3 separate regions of the Homo sapiens genome follow, and all the other regions are linked to region 1. A link is a contact called in ENCODE Hi-C or POLR2A ChIA-PET data. All regions are on one chromosome and are shown on one strand. Each heading gives the region's core, a stretch centred on a gene start or an enhancer-like site at or near the end of the contact. The rest is flanking DNA. Distances are from core to core; before and after follow the strand shown.

Region 1 (4,078 bases), core at 449-2,948:
ATTCTTAAACCAGAGGCAGGGATGTGGGTGTCCCCCAGCTCCAACTAGCGGAGTAAGCCCAGCTGGCCTGGTACCAAGAGATAAAAGTAGATCTTTGAGAAAAAGAACCCCAGGTTGTCCTGGCTGACTCTTTGACAGCATCTCTGGGTAAAACAACCTGCAGGAAGTCCTTCCCTAACTCTCTTCTCTGAGGCTCAGTGTTCTCATCAGCAAAATGAGTATAAGAATTCAAACTTCTGATCAGGCATGTGGTGATTCACGCCTATATTTCCAGCATTTTGGGTGGCCGAGGCAGGTTGCATCACTTGAGTTCCAGAGTTCGATACCCACCTGGGCAACATAACAAGACCTCGCCTCTAAAAAAAAAAAAAAAAGAATTCAAACTTCTTGGGGGGAGTTGTGAAGATTATCTGAGGTTCAACTGACTCCTAACTTGAGACCCAGTTAGTTATTACATAATAGTCACAAATTCAGTTGGCAGCACTCAAAAATTTATTTCCTAAGGGTAGATTTTTTACAAAGTGGGGTTCCAGTCCCAGTAATCTTTCATTCCTTGACAATACCAATTAATTATGATTGCTTGTTGTGGCTTCTCAGCCTCAGCACTGACATTTTGGGCTGGATACTTCTCTGTTGTGGGGGGCTGCCCTGTGCATGGTAGGATGTCTAGCAGCACCCCCAAACCCCACCCACTAGAAGCCAATAGCAGCTGCTTCTTAGCTGTGACAGCAGAAATGTCTTCCAGACATTGCTAAATGTTCCCCTAAGGGGTAAAGTCATTCTCTCCTCTAAGAACCACTGTGATAATAGCATAAAATACAAATATATATTCGTATAAACATGTATTAAGATATTGTGTTGAATGTGTACTGTAAGCCCTATATTATGCATATCCCATTGGGGAAGCTTATCAATGTGGACTGAGCCAGCTGAGGTCTCTTAAAATAAAGTCCGTATAAATTGGAGGGAAGACACCACTTCCTGAAGTAGGCAAGCCCGAGTGTCTTCCTGCCCCTAGGGACTTTCAAACTGCATTAAAAATGAGAATCATCTGTCTCAAAAATGTTTCCTTGTCAAGTTAATTGAATGGAGGAGGAGGTGGGGCAATGCCCAATCACCTCTTCCGCCTCCGTTTTAGCAAAAGCCAAAGGGCTTCTGGGAGCAACATCAGGATTTGTGTAGTGTTGGCGTCTTAAAGTCATGCTTTACTTTTTAACGATTCTTTTTAAGTTATAAAAATAATGCCGACAGCCAAGCCATGGCGGGTGGGAGGGAGGGATGGGGGTGTCCACAGGTAAAGACCAGGAAGATAGCAAAATTCAATTGAAGGCTGTCCTAGACGTTGCATGGAAGCCGCGGTTGCCTCTCACTAGCTGGTGTCCTTGGGCTAGTTACCTAATCTCTGACAGGGCTGACTTCACAAGCCTGTGTCCCAGGCAGTCACTCAGGGCCTGTGATCAGAAGGACACCTCACTTGGTTTAACAGTCTGCTGTGGTTTCAGTCTTGAAGTTCTTAATTTTTAAACCAAAGACCCCACATTTTTATTTTACACTGAATGTCCTAAATCATGCAGCCAATCCTGCTCTCTGAACTCAGTTTTTACATCTGTAAAGTGGGGGTCATGACACCCTCCCATTGCAAGACGACTGTGAGGGTTACACACTAGTCCAGGGGCTGACAGCTCTCAGCACTGCAGTTCCCTGCCCGGCCATCCCAGTGGCTGAAACAACAGTGTTTGCAGTCATTCTCAGGCCCCATCTCAGAAGGAAGTCTTTAACGACGGGCCTGAGACCATGACTCTGAGCTTCCGGAACCTTTGAAATTCTCTCTGTTTATTATTTTTGTGACTACCATCTGTTTCCTGTAGCAATGAACTCTTTAAATGAAAAGGTCTGTGGACTGAGGGGTGGAGCAGGAGGACAGCGGGGAGACTCCACCCTCCAGGGCAGCCTGGCTGGGGAGGAGAGTCCCCAGGGGAGAGTTGGCAGAGCAGAGCAAACAAGCAGCGTCCCCAGAGTGCCTGCAAGGCAGGAAGGAAGATCGCCTTCTCACGTTGCACCCTGTTCAGCTTTCCGAAGAGGGAGACAAAGGTGGAGTTGGAGCCAGTCCTCAGATTCGCGTGACTCCATGGCCCATCTTTTGCCTCCCTCTGCACGCCATGAGCTTCTGTAGTTAAAGGGCTCCTGGGGGCTGCGGCTCACCATCGCCCCACCTCCGCAGGTGGACTCTGGCAGGTTCAAGGAGGTAGAAGTGCTGAGGGACCCTGTCCTCTTGTCCTTTCTATCACTGCTACCCCAGCAGGTGTCCAGGCCCCCACCCCATCTCCACAGTTTGCAGATGGCCTGCGATGCTGAAACAGGAACATCCATGAGGGAGAAGTCGAAGGTGCCAGACAAGCACTCGGGACATGGCTGGAGGTTCCCCTCTGAGCTAGGAGGTCCCACCAGCTGTCCACAGAAAGGACCACCTTTGCAACTCCCATGTGTTGATGCTGTATGGTAACGCAGTAATAAGCTGGAGGGTGTGGAGGTGCTGACTGAGAGCCCTTGGGCATTGTTGGTGGGTGACCCAAGTCCCCTCTCCAGGAGGGGCTGGGCAGTACCTGGAAACTGAGTTTCCTCCAGCCCACATGGCCGCAGGACCTCTCTCCTTTATTGTGTCCCCTCCATCTCTCTTCCTTCCCCACCCAGAAGAAACCTTGCCATCTCCAGGCCCAGAAATTCATCTTGTTCCCAGCTCTCCTCCCCACTTCCGTCACTGATGCCCATCAGTCCTTCTCCTCCCCGCAGGCCTAAGATTTTGCAACTCCAAGGCCAAGAGCTGACATTCTCTTCTCTCCGAGTTGCTGCCTCTCCCGAGGCAATGAGAACAAAATGCACACAGCAGCCAGAATGGAGGAGGGGACGAGGGTAGAGAGAAACACCAGGAATAAAAACCTCATGCCTTCATACTTTCAGAGTCACCCGCCACCCCACTACATGCTCTTGAGGATTTATGGCAAGACCCATGATGATTTTTTTTGCTGATTTGTTTCACAAAAAAAAATTGACCTATGACTGTGGGAATGTGTCACCAAAGGAAAATAATCTCTTAGGTGACAAGATGCTGGAGGAAGGAGAGGTCCCCTTGCCTTGTGCCTCAAGACACCAAACTATCAAAGGAGGCACAGGGAGAGACCCAAAGCCCAACATTACCTGGGCTGGTACTGATTTCTTGAGGCTGAAACCAATCAAGTTTTCTCAGCCCCAGGCCCCTGTTCCTCCACGCTCTGAAGATGACCATCTGAGGCCTTTAGAAAGTCACTTTATGAGACAGTGGTCTCATAACAGTGGTCCATAGGTAGTGGTCACCACAGAGTCTATGATGAAGCCACAGGGGAATTTGTGGGAGTTTTAATGTTCAACAAGAAAGCCTACTTACAGGGAAGTTAGACGTGCTTCCATCCTTTGCTTCTTTCAATGGCAGCATTATTTAGCCAGTACGTTTTAATACCTCCGTTAATTAGCATAAAAAATATTTTGGAAATGTCCTCACCCACCTTGGGAAGGCTCCCAGCCAGGTTACAAGGGGAAGTCTTCTCTTTTCCCCTCAGTAAGCGGGAGCAGCTGCAGATAGACTAACCATCGTCTACCTTCTTGTTGGTGAGAATAACTGTCCAACCAGCAGCACGGAGGCAGTTCTGAGAATGAAGGAGCTTGCTCAATGACTAATCCGGAAAAGAAAGTCCCTCATCCTAATTTAGAAGGTAGCTCCAGTTCGTGGCTTTGCTAAACTGCACCTCCTTTAGTCATTTCATGCCAATTCAACCCCTTTCAACAAACGCATTTTCCAGTTTAGAGCTGGAATGGCCTTGGGAGGTTTTGGAGGCCTGGAGGATGGGAGGGAAGTAGGTGAGGCAAGATTGGGCTTAGAGCTGCCATCAGAGAGCCCCCTGGGATGCTTGTCAAATGTTGATCCTGGGTACAAGACCAAGTCACAGAATTTTTTTGCTGAATGTGTCCCTAAATTAGTAACACTTCAAGTATTCCTCCAGAGTTCCTGCATGGTGCTGCTGGGAGATCCCTGCCACAAACCAGT
Region 2 (4,752 bases), core at 99-2,598, 320 kb after region 1:
CTCTGCCTGATACCAAAGGAAGCCAGGTGTTTGCTGATGCCTGTGGAATCCAGGCACACACCCCCTGGCCACATCTTGTCATCCCAAGATGAGGCACTGCTCCTCAGTGCACCCCAGTCTGCGTGCAGCATCTGAAAAGTCAGGCTGGGGCCATTTGGCCCTGCCCTTCCCATCAGGCCCGCGGCCTTAGCAAGCTGGAGCCTGTTTGCCTAGACCTAGTGGAGTGGAGGCCTCTGCTGAGAGATCTGGAAGATCCTGTTGGGCAGGACCAACTTGATGGATGACCTGCTCATTGCCAAAGGAAGGCGGGGTGAGGGTGCAGATTCTCCTCCCCGAGACACCAAAACGTGCCCCAGGGGACCTTAGAAAATAACTGCTCTTCTCTCATACAGGGGCACAGAGTTGCTTCCTGTCAGATGGCAAATGGTAATCATGGTGGCTTTAAATATTCCCGCACAGCCTGGGGTGCCTGAAAGCATTTCAGAATCATGATGGGCAAAGCTGGAGGATACATTTTCCTTTCTTGTGCACCAGGTACGAAGACTCTCAGCTCCAGGCACAGCAGGAAAGTATGCCAAGTGCCTCTTGGCACTTCTCCTGGAAGCGTAAGGGGTCCCCTCCTTCATTCAGGCACCAACCTCCTTGCTCCCCACCCGCTAACTCTGCTATGGCCAGCCCAAACTTATCTTCTCTCCTGTTCACCCATACATCATCTTCCCTTCCTCTGAAAAACATTCCATCAAAGTTCACATTGCTCATTGCCTAGGGTTCAGCTTAATATTCATGGAGAAAATGATCTAATCAAACTACGTATTAACGAATAAGAACACCTTAATGTACTCAGCCAAAGGTATGAATCTCAAACAGCTGAATTTTACCATTTGGTGGCAGGCCAGTGAGCAGAGGCTTGTTTTGCTGAATGCCTTCCTAAAAAAAATCCCAAACCAGAACACCTAGCAACTGGAAATTGGCACTGCCCACCATAATTTCATAGGGAATATAATCTGTTAGAATGTTAAGGGAACTTGAAGACTACATCATAAAAATAGTAAACATGATTTGAGTAATTTTTATGCTGTACAAATTATCTTTTTTTAATCCATGCAATAGATATTCTCACCCCATTTTATAGATGCAGAAGCTGTGGCTTAGAGAGGTTAAGTAACCTTCCTATGACCACACTGCAACGGAGGAAGTTGAGATCTGAACCCTGAAAGCCTGGCTTTAGTTTGAACTCTTCTATGCATTACTGTCTTCCACTTCTTTTTGCAGCCTAGAACACTGAGATTGTATGAGGATTGGAGATACAGAGACTGATGAGTGAATGAGCAAGGCCAGAATCTTCCTACTTCTTGGCACTAGTTCTCTTTTATCAGAAAACAGGAAGTGCAATTCTATGAGTCACAGAGGTCAGAAGCAGGTAGGGAGAGCCTGACAATTACTTCTAACTAATTGGTATTCAATGTCTTTTAACCATGGCAACCTTTGTTCAAGTGAGATCTTACTTGGAAGTCCAATATATTCTGCAGATAAAAGTGAGTTCCTCGGGTTAAAGGTGCGAGAGGATAGCCCAAACTTTAATCTTGAACCTACAGTGGCCCCTGTGGCTTTTCCATGGAAGCCCTAGGCCTTGAGAAGCAGATCTGGAAAATCACTCCTTGTTGTTGATTGCAAAAATTGCCAAAATGCATTGCAGCTTCTCCCATCAAGAGGCAGAGCTATTTTCTCTACTCCCAGAACTGGGGTGGGCCTTGTGACTTGCTTTGACAGAATGCAGCAAAAGTGACATGGCGCCAGTTCTCAGTTGACGCCTCAAGAGACTTCATGCTCTTCTGTGCTTGCTCTTGGAACCCTTCCACCACCAAGTGAGCAAGCCCAGGTTGGCCTGCTGGACGGTGACAACCTCAGTCATCTCAGCCCAGCTCTCATTGTGCGAGAGCAGGATGGCCTGCTGGATGGCGACAGCCCCAGTCATCTCAGCTGAGACCGTCGCAAGCCAACCTGGCAGCTGATCATGCCCATCTGAGACCAGACCAGCCCAGTACAGACCCAAAGGACTGCCTGGCTGAGGCTGGCCAAATTGCTGACCTACACAATTGTGAGCTAAAGGTGAGTAAATGATGTTTTAAGCTATCAAGTTTTGGAGTCATTTGCTTTGCAGCAATAACTAATGGATATAGTTCCCTAATAGAAGAATCTCAAAATGACACCAAGGTCTTCCCCTCCGGTCTCCAAATGTGGAGGAATGGCACAGCAAGGAGTCCCTCCCCAGACATCCCCTATCCCCAATCCTAACCCAAGGCCCCCAAATCCACCTCTGCCTTAGGATGTAATGGGCAAAGGAGAGGCATCCCCAGCTGCCCTTATTCCAAACAGAATGACAATCACAGAGGGGAAATGAAAGACTCCTTTACATGATCCTACAAGAGCCAAACTTCCATCTAAAGAATTCAGTTGGAAATCCACTTGTGTGCAGCTGTTTCCTGCAAGTGCTTCAAGGCTTGTGGCATCCTCAAAGCCAGGGGTTGGGGGAGAAGCAGAAGGAAGAAGGGGAGAGGGCCTTAAAGGTTAAACCTGGCACATTAAAGCTGCTCAGAAAACACCAAAAAAATGTAAATGAACATTTTTAGCTGCAGTGGGAGAAAGGCAGCCCCGAGGCCGGGGGTTGATCTTTCAGAGTATCGGGCACACCGCAAAGCTGTCTCCATTTATTTACTTCTAATTGAAAGCTGGCGTGCTGAGGGTTACTCCACCCAGGCGTGAAGCGTAGCCATCCGTGAAAGATTTCCCAAGACCTCTCCCTCTGCAGAAGCATCCTTCATGTGCTTGAAAGGGAAAATGTCAAGGGGGCACTAAATTAAAACTCAGTTTTGTCTTTGAAAAATAGATTCAATCCTCAGTAGGACTTGGTTGGAGAGATACTAGCATTAGCATAATTTCTCAATGCATTTTATAGGCCAGTCAGAAAAAAAGGATATTCAGAAAATCTACCAGGAAAAAAAAAAAAGGTTTCATGGGGGGCCACACATGCTATTTTTCACAGAGAGAGACTCCTGGGACTCGTGGTTGACAATGGGTGGTTTTCTCGGTGAAATTTTACCTCTTCAGGGATGGTTTCAACACAATTGGTCAGCTGGTGGTAAATGCCATCCAAGAAAAATAAGTTGGCTGGCTTTCATGACTGTCATCCATATCCAAGTTCATTAGTTCACTCACTCATTCACTCCCTTCATGGATTCAGCAAACACTTATTGAGTCCCTGTGACGTGCGAGGCCCCGTGCTGGCTACTGGGCATACAACGGTGCCCATGACAGCCCACTCAACGCCTACAGTCTACCGGGAACGAGAGACAAGCCAGCGTGTTAAGAGAGTCCTCCATCTATGTGAGAGTACCCTCTGGAAAGCCTTCTGTGAGTCAGTTTTGCACATAAGCCAGATGGATTAAAACTCTGGCCCATTCAGTGGGTGCCCGTCAAGCAGCATTGGAAACATGTGAGCTTGCATGTGGCTGCCTACTTTGCTTCCTGCCTTTCTTCTTAGGCAAACTTTATCAATAGTGAATAAAGACTGGAGTCGGGCAGACATCCATCCAAATGCAGCCTCCATCTTACTATTGATACAGTCTCGGGCAAGACACCTGACTCTCAGAGCCTCATGTTGCTCATTGGTAAAACGAGGACAACAGCAGTCCTATGGCAGAAACCACCTGCCTCATCTTAATTTCCCTTTTTTTTTTAAGGAACAGAACCTTGGCATTACTAAGCACTGCAGTGAGCCTGGCCAAGAGACTACCTTGACCAGCCCACCTCATGGCTAGGTATGGCCATGAGAGCAATCTCTGGCCCATGAGATATAAGCAGAGTTGTTGGGTGGGATTTCTGAGAAAGTGTCATAAGGTGGGATTTGTTAAGCTGGCACTTAAAACAATTTTTTTGGCCTTCCTCCCTTCCTTCATAGTCAGAAATGTAGACATAATGGCTGGAGCTACAGCAGCCACATTGGAGCATGAGGTAACCTTGAAGATGGAACACCTGCACTATAAAACAAAAAGAGCACAAGACTGTGATGACCACAGAGCTACTATTAAGCCCATGGCTACCAAGCTCCCGGCTTTTTGTGTGTGTGAGAAAAATTATCTTTTGAATCATTGTTATTCCTGGTTTCTTTCTAAAAACTAAAGGCAATTCCTAATACAAGTAGTCATACATGTTACTGTGGTCGTTGAATGAGGTCATTCATGTAAAGTGCTTAGCCCAGCACCTGGCCCACAGTGAGCACTTAGGGCAGAAGAGTTCACATTGTTCTTATGCACATGAAATATTTACATCGTCTTAGTCAGCTCGGGCTGCTGTAACAAAATACCATAGACTAGGTGGCTTAGGCAATAGATATTTATTTCTCACAGTTCTTAAGGCTGTGAAGTCCAAGACCAGGGCGCTGGCCCATTTGGTTCCCTGGTGAGAGGTCTCTTCCTAACCTGCAGATAGCCACCTTCTCACTGTGTGCTCACATGGTGGAGAGAAAGGGAAAGAACTCTGCTCCCTTTTCCTATTCGTAAAAGGACACTCATTGCATCAGGGGGACCCCACTCTCATGACCTCATCTAAATCTAATCACAGTCGGGCACAGTGGCTCATGTCTGTAATCCCAGAACTCTGGGAAGCCAAGGCAGGAAGATTGCTTGAGCCCAGGAGTTTGAGACCAGCCTGGGCAACATGGCAAACCCCATCTCTATCAAAAAATTCAAAATT
Region 3 (4,749 bases), core at 535-3,034, 410 kb after region 1:
TGCTTGAGTTCTAAATCTTCAACATGGCTAACAAAATCTGCCTGGCTCCTTCCTCGGTCCCCAGCCCCATCTGGTAACTCTGCCCTCCGGTGACAAGTGACAAGTGACAAGTTCCTTCCCAATTCACAGCAGTCACAGCAGCCTGCTTTGTCTGGAATCACAACCCTCCCTTATTCTCCTTAAGATCTCGGCTTAAGTCATTTCCTCGGGGAATTTTCCTAAACATAGACTTGATCAGATTCCCTTGTAAGCACTCTAAGGTGGCTTTCGGCAGGCTCCCCTCCTGGCACATCTTACAACTTGGATGAACCACTTCACTGTGTAATTAGTTGTGAAAGTCTGGCTCCCTAACTGGAATGTAAACTCCCTGAGAGAATGGAGGGCCTGTTTTACTCATCATTGGATACCTGGGGCCCAACAGGAAGGAAGGAAGGAGGAAGGAAGGAAGGAAGGAAGGAAGGAAGGAAGGAAGGAAGGAGAGAGAGAAGGGAGAAAGGAGAAGGGAGGGAAGGAGGGAGGGAGGAAGAAAGAGAGAGGAAGGGAGGAAGGGAGGAAGGGAGGGAGGGTGCTGTCACCCATGCCACCTGTAATCCCAGCACTTTGGGAGGCCAAAACGGGAGGATTGCTTGAGCTCCGGAGTTCAAGACTGGCTTGGTCAACATAGGGAGAGGCCTCATCTCTACTAAAGATTTTTTTAAAAATTTGGCCGGGCGTGGTGGCTCACACCTGTAATCTCAGTACTTTGGGAGGCCGAGGTGGGCGGATCACGAGGTCAAGAGATCGAGACCATCCTGGCCAACATGGTGAAACCCCGTCTCTACTAAAAAATACAAAAAATTAGCCAAGCATGGTGGCATGTGCCTGTATTCCCAGCTACTCAGGAGGCTGAGGCAGGGGAATCTCTTGAACCCGGGAGGCAGAGGTTGCAGTGAGCTGGGATCGCACCACTGCACTCTAGCCTGGCAACAGAGGGAGACTCTGTCTCAAAAAATATATATATATATATTAGCCAGGCATGGTGGCACATGCCTGTTGCCCCAGCTACTCATGAGGTTAAGGTGGGAGGATCGCTTAAGCCTGGGAGGTCCAGGCTGCAGTGGGCTGTGATCATGCACTGCACCCCAGAGTGAGATCCTGTCTGGAAAAAAAAAATAGAAAAAGAAAAAGAAGGAAAGGAGTAAGAGGTGTGGCATTCTTGGCTCTACAGGACACAGAATTTCTGCACTTGGGGCTCTCACTGTGCCCAGTTCTGGCCAAGAGCCTGGCAGAGCCATCTGTGTTCCAGGAAGCTCATATGAACACAGGCTACCCAGTCCTTGCAACGCCAGAGGGGTGGGGCCTGCACGCCCATGGCCGAGGGCTACATTCACCCTCACCACGTTTTGTTTGGCTCTTGGAATTTAAATTCATTGTCAACAGTCATGTTTTAATAGTCCAGACTTTCCAGTTCCTGGTAGAATATCATTAGGCCCAAGAGGCACCACTTGGCTACCACCAAGGAGCAGCTATTTCTCAAGTTCCCCCTGCTGACAGAGATGGATTGTCAGCTGCCCTTTATCCTGATGTTTTCCTCACACCCAACCCACTCCACACCCCTCTCCCCAGTCCTGTAGGTAAACCCTGAGTTTTTTACCACGGCACTGAGGTCTCCAAGAGCCAATGAGGTCATCGAAAGAAAACATAATGAGCATGACTTTGGTTCCCCCTCAAACACACCCTGCCTACCCTTGCACTGAAATTTAATAATGTCCCCTCTACTTTCAGAATTCACCAGGAGGGACTCCCCACACATTGTGAAAAACTTAATCATCTCAGAAATCTAAATTCAACTGTTGCTGAATGAGTCATTTATTGTATTTCTTAGTCCCCTTCCACATAGAAACCTAAAGAATGTCCTCTCAGCTTTCATGGAAGAAAATGCTTCTCTCTCCTCGTGATCTGCTGTGCCTTATTTTATTAGCCAATCAGAACTCAGATGCTTATTCGTTGTTTTCTTTCTTTCCTTTTTTTTCTTTTTTTTAAAGCTTTGGCTACCACAAAGCTCAGAGCTAAATTCTGAGCTTGCTTCTAGGTACATTCATTCTTTAGTTTCTGGTTTTCTGGCAACTTAGATCCTTTGTTTACTCTTCCCTCATTCCCCTCTTTGAGAATTATTTCTCCCTGCCCAGAGCCCCATCCTTACTTTTTTTTTTTTTTTTTTTTTGAGACAACATCTCACTCCGTCACACAGGCTGGAGTGCAGTGGCATGATCTCGGCTCTCTGCAAGCTTCGCCTCCTGGGTTCAAGTGATTCTCCTGCCTCAGCCTCCCGAGTAGCTGGGACTACAGGCGCCTGCCACCACACTCGGCTAATTTTTATATTTTTATTAGAGAAGGGGTTTCACCACGTTGGCCAGGCTGGTCTCGAACTCCTGATCTCACGTGATCCGCCCACCTCGGACTCCCAAAGTGCTGGCATTGAAGGCCTGAGCCACCGTGCCCAGCCCCCATCCTTACTTAAGAACAACTAGGAGGTGGAGTGTGACTCAATTCCACCCTGGCCATAGCTGATTGGTCCAGGAGTGGACTCCTGGCTCAAGCCAGTTCCTGAGTCCTTACCTGAGGCGTGTTGGCACTGAGAGATGAGTCACCCTTGAGATGCCAGACTACAGAAGTCAATTTCACAAATTTCAGGAGTAGTCGGCAGCTGTGTTCCACAACATGGACTGGGTCACAAACAGTATAAAGAAAACCGGCAATGGGGATGGAGAAATCGCCCTCCCAGTTTCAAGCCCAGCTCTGTTCCTCCCCCTGGCTTCCCTGAGACACTGTTGCTGTTCTTTAATATATCCCTCCTTTTGTTTAAGCTACCTTGAGTTGGGTTTCTAAACTTGTTTTTTTTTTTGAGACGGCGTCTCACTCTGTTGCCCAGGCTGGAGTGCAGTGGCGCGATCTCGGCTCACTGCAAGCTCCGCCTCCCGGGTTCACGCCATTCTCCTGCCTCAGCCTCCCGAGTAGCTGGGACTACAGGCGCTTACCACCATGCCCAGCTAATTTTTTTTGTATTTTTAGTAGAGACAGGGTTTCACCTTGTTAGCCAGGATGGTTTCGGTCTCCTGACCTCGTGATCCGCCCGCCTTGGCCTCCCAAAGTGCTGGGATTACAGGCGTGAGCCACCGCACCCAGCTGGGTTTCTAAACTTTTTAACTGGTAACGGAAACTATGTTGTTTGCTGTTTGAAGTCCTCAAAAAACCGGGTGCGGTGGCTCACGCCTGTAATCCCAGCATGGTGGGAGGCCAAGGTGGGCGGATTGCTTGACTTCAGGAGTTCAAGACCAGCCTGGGCAACATAGCAAAAAGCCATCTCTACAAAAAATACAAAAATTGGCAGAGCAAGATGGCATGCACCTGTGTTCTCAGTTACTCAGGAGGCTAAGGTGGAAGGATTAGTTGCACCCAGGGAGGTCGAGGCGGTAGTGAGCCGTGATGGTACCACTGCCCTCTAGCCTGGTGGCAGAGCAAGACCTCTGTCTCAAGTAAATACATAAATAAATCCTCAAAAATAAAAATTGAACACTGCACCACGCACACTCAGGCTTTATTCAGCCTCTCCAAACTGGCCTCTGCACTCTCTTCCCTCATTCTCCTCCAGCATGGCAGCCTCCTTGCTATCCTCCTGATTCTCTGAGCTCCCATGCAGCCCAGGGCCTTTGCACTTGCTGCTCGCTCTGTGGAAAGTTCTCATCCTGGGGCCTCACAGGGCTGCTTCTTTCTTGTCCCCTCATCTCCTCAGAGAGGCCTTTCCCAACCGCACATCCTGGAGTTGCCCCCACCCCACTCCTCCGTTTCACTTCGTCCTGCTCATTTTCTTCACCATCTTTATCACTCTGAAATTATCTTAATGACTTGCTTGTTTACCTATGCCAGGTGTACACGCACACACTCAAATCTAACCTCTATGAAGTCACAGCTGTAAGCCCAGCCACGAGCACAGTGCCTGGGACACCGGAGGTACTCAGTAGATGCTTGTTGAATGAATAAATGTTCTTTGCAGTACAGAGTCCAAGTAATACCTCAGGTGTCAACCTCACATGGTTCTTGAGTTCCTCAGTATTTGTTTTACTGCTCTTTGTCTGTCCTGGCTGTTAGACTCCCCAGAGCCTTTCTGGAATGGGCAGAAGAAAAAAATAAGAGAATTTACTTAACAAATACTATGTACTAGGTATGTTTCTAAGCACTTTACGCATATTATTTAACCCTCCCAACAATCGTGTGAGGGCTAATAACGTAATATGATAGCTGGGTGGGGTGATGCAGCTATAGTCCCAGCTACTCAGGAGGCCAAGGCAGGAGGATTGCTTGAGCCCCAGAGTTTGAGACCAGCCTGAGAAAAACATTAAGATCCAGTCTCTACCAAAAAGAAATGTAGTACTATTATCACCATATGTTACAGATAAAGAAACTGAGGCACCAGGAGTGAAGTCACTGTTCCAAGGCCACCAGCCTATAAAGGCATAGCAAAGACTCCCGCCCAGGGAGTCAGATTTTAAGCCTGGGCCTGTGACCTCTCAGCCAGGCCGCCTCCCAGGCAAGTGGGAAAAGCACGTCCTCACTTCTTGGGCAGGGCAGTAAGATATGTATCTCTCATGCTTACGTTAGGCCCTTTCTTTTTTTTTTGGAGACAGAGACCAGCTCTGTCGCCCAGGTTGAGATCAGCAATGGCGTGATCTTGGCTCACTGCAACCTCTGCCTCCCAGGCTCAAGCAATTC

The links. Hi-C counts contacts between places; a loop is a spot of excess contacts on that map. ChIA-PET counts read pairs that join two places held with the same protein, here RNA polymerase II (POLR2A). Pooled maps may share reads with other maps.
Region 2: a loop to region 1 is called in a map with no recorded cell type, with 17 times the contacts of the local background. The contact joins two enhancer-like sites. A Hi-C loop is called at or near these places in 3 of 37 single-sample maps with no recorded cell type and 3 of 50 pooled maps.
Region 3: a pooled map shows a loop between it and region 1 (2.6-fold over the local background). The contact joins two enhancer-like sites. A Hi-C loop is called at or near these places in 1 of 50 pooled maps. POLR2A ChIA-PET finds 5 or more read pairs at or near these places in 2 of 52 experiments (K562 and T-cell).

What each region holds. Positions count from the first base shown.
Region 1 is chr3:72,308,818-72,312,895 of GRCh38, forward strand. LOC105377159 (a long non-coding RNA gene) reads right to left here. Exons shown (of 3, transcript XR_940960.2): 3 at 3,535-3,680. Among named protein-coding and RNA genes, the nearest start is that of RYBP, 140 kb to the right of the region's middle. RefSeq lists enhancers at 1,529-1,838, 2,019-2,198. Within about 2 kb of position 1,699, at least 17 of the 41 ENCODE cell types and tissues checked have a DNase peak (open chromatin) inside an H3K27ac peak, as active enhancers do.
Region 2 is chr3:72,628,048-72,632,799 of GRCh38, forward strand. The region is part of intron 8 of LOC105377161 (a long non-coding RNA gene); the gene reads right to left. Among named protein-coding and RNA genes, the nearest start is that of RYBP, 180 kb to the left of the region's middle. Within about 2 kb of position 1,349, at least 4 of the 41 ENCODE cell types and tissues checked have a DNase peak (open chromatin) inside an H3K27ac peak, as active enhancers do.
Region 3 is chr3:72,721,712-72,726,460 of GRCh38, forward strand. It overlaps a transcript of SHQ1 not described here. Among named protein-coding and RNA genes, the nearest start is that of SHQ1, 120 kb to the right of the region's middle. Within about 2 kb of position 1,785, at least 6 of the 41 ENCODE cell types and tissues checked have a DNase peak (open chromatin) inside an H3K27ac peak, as active enhancers do.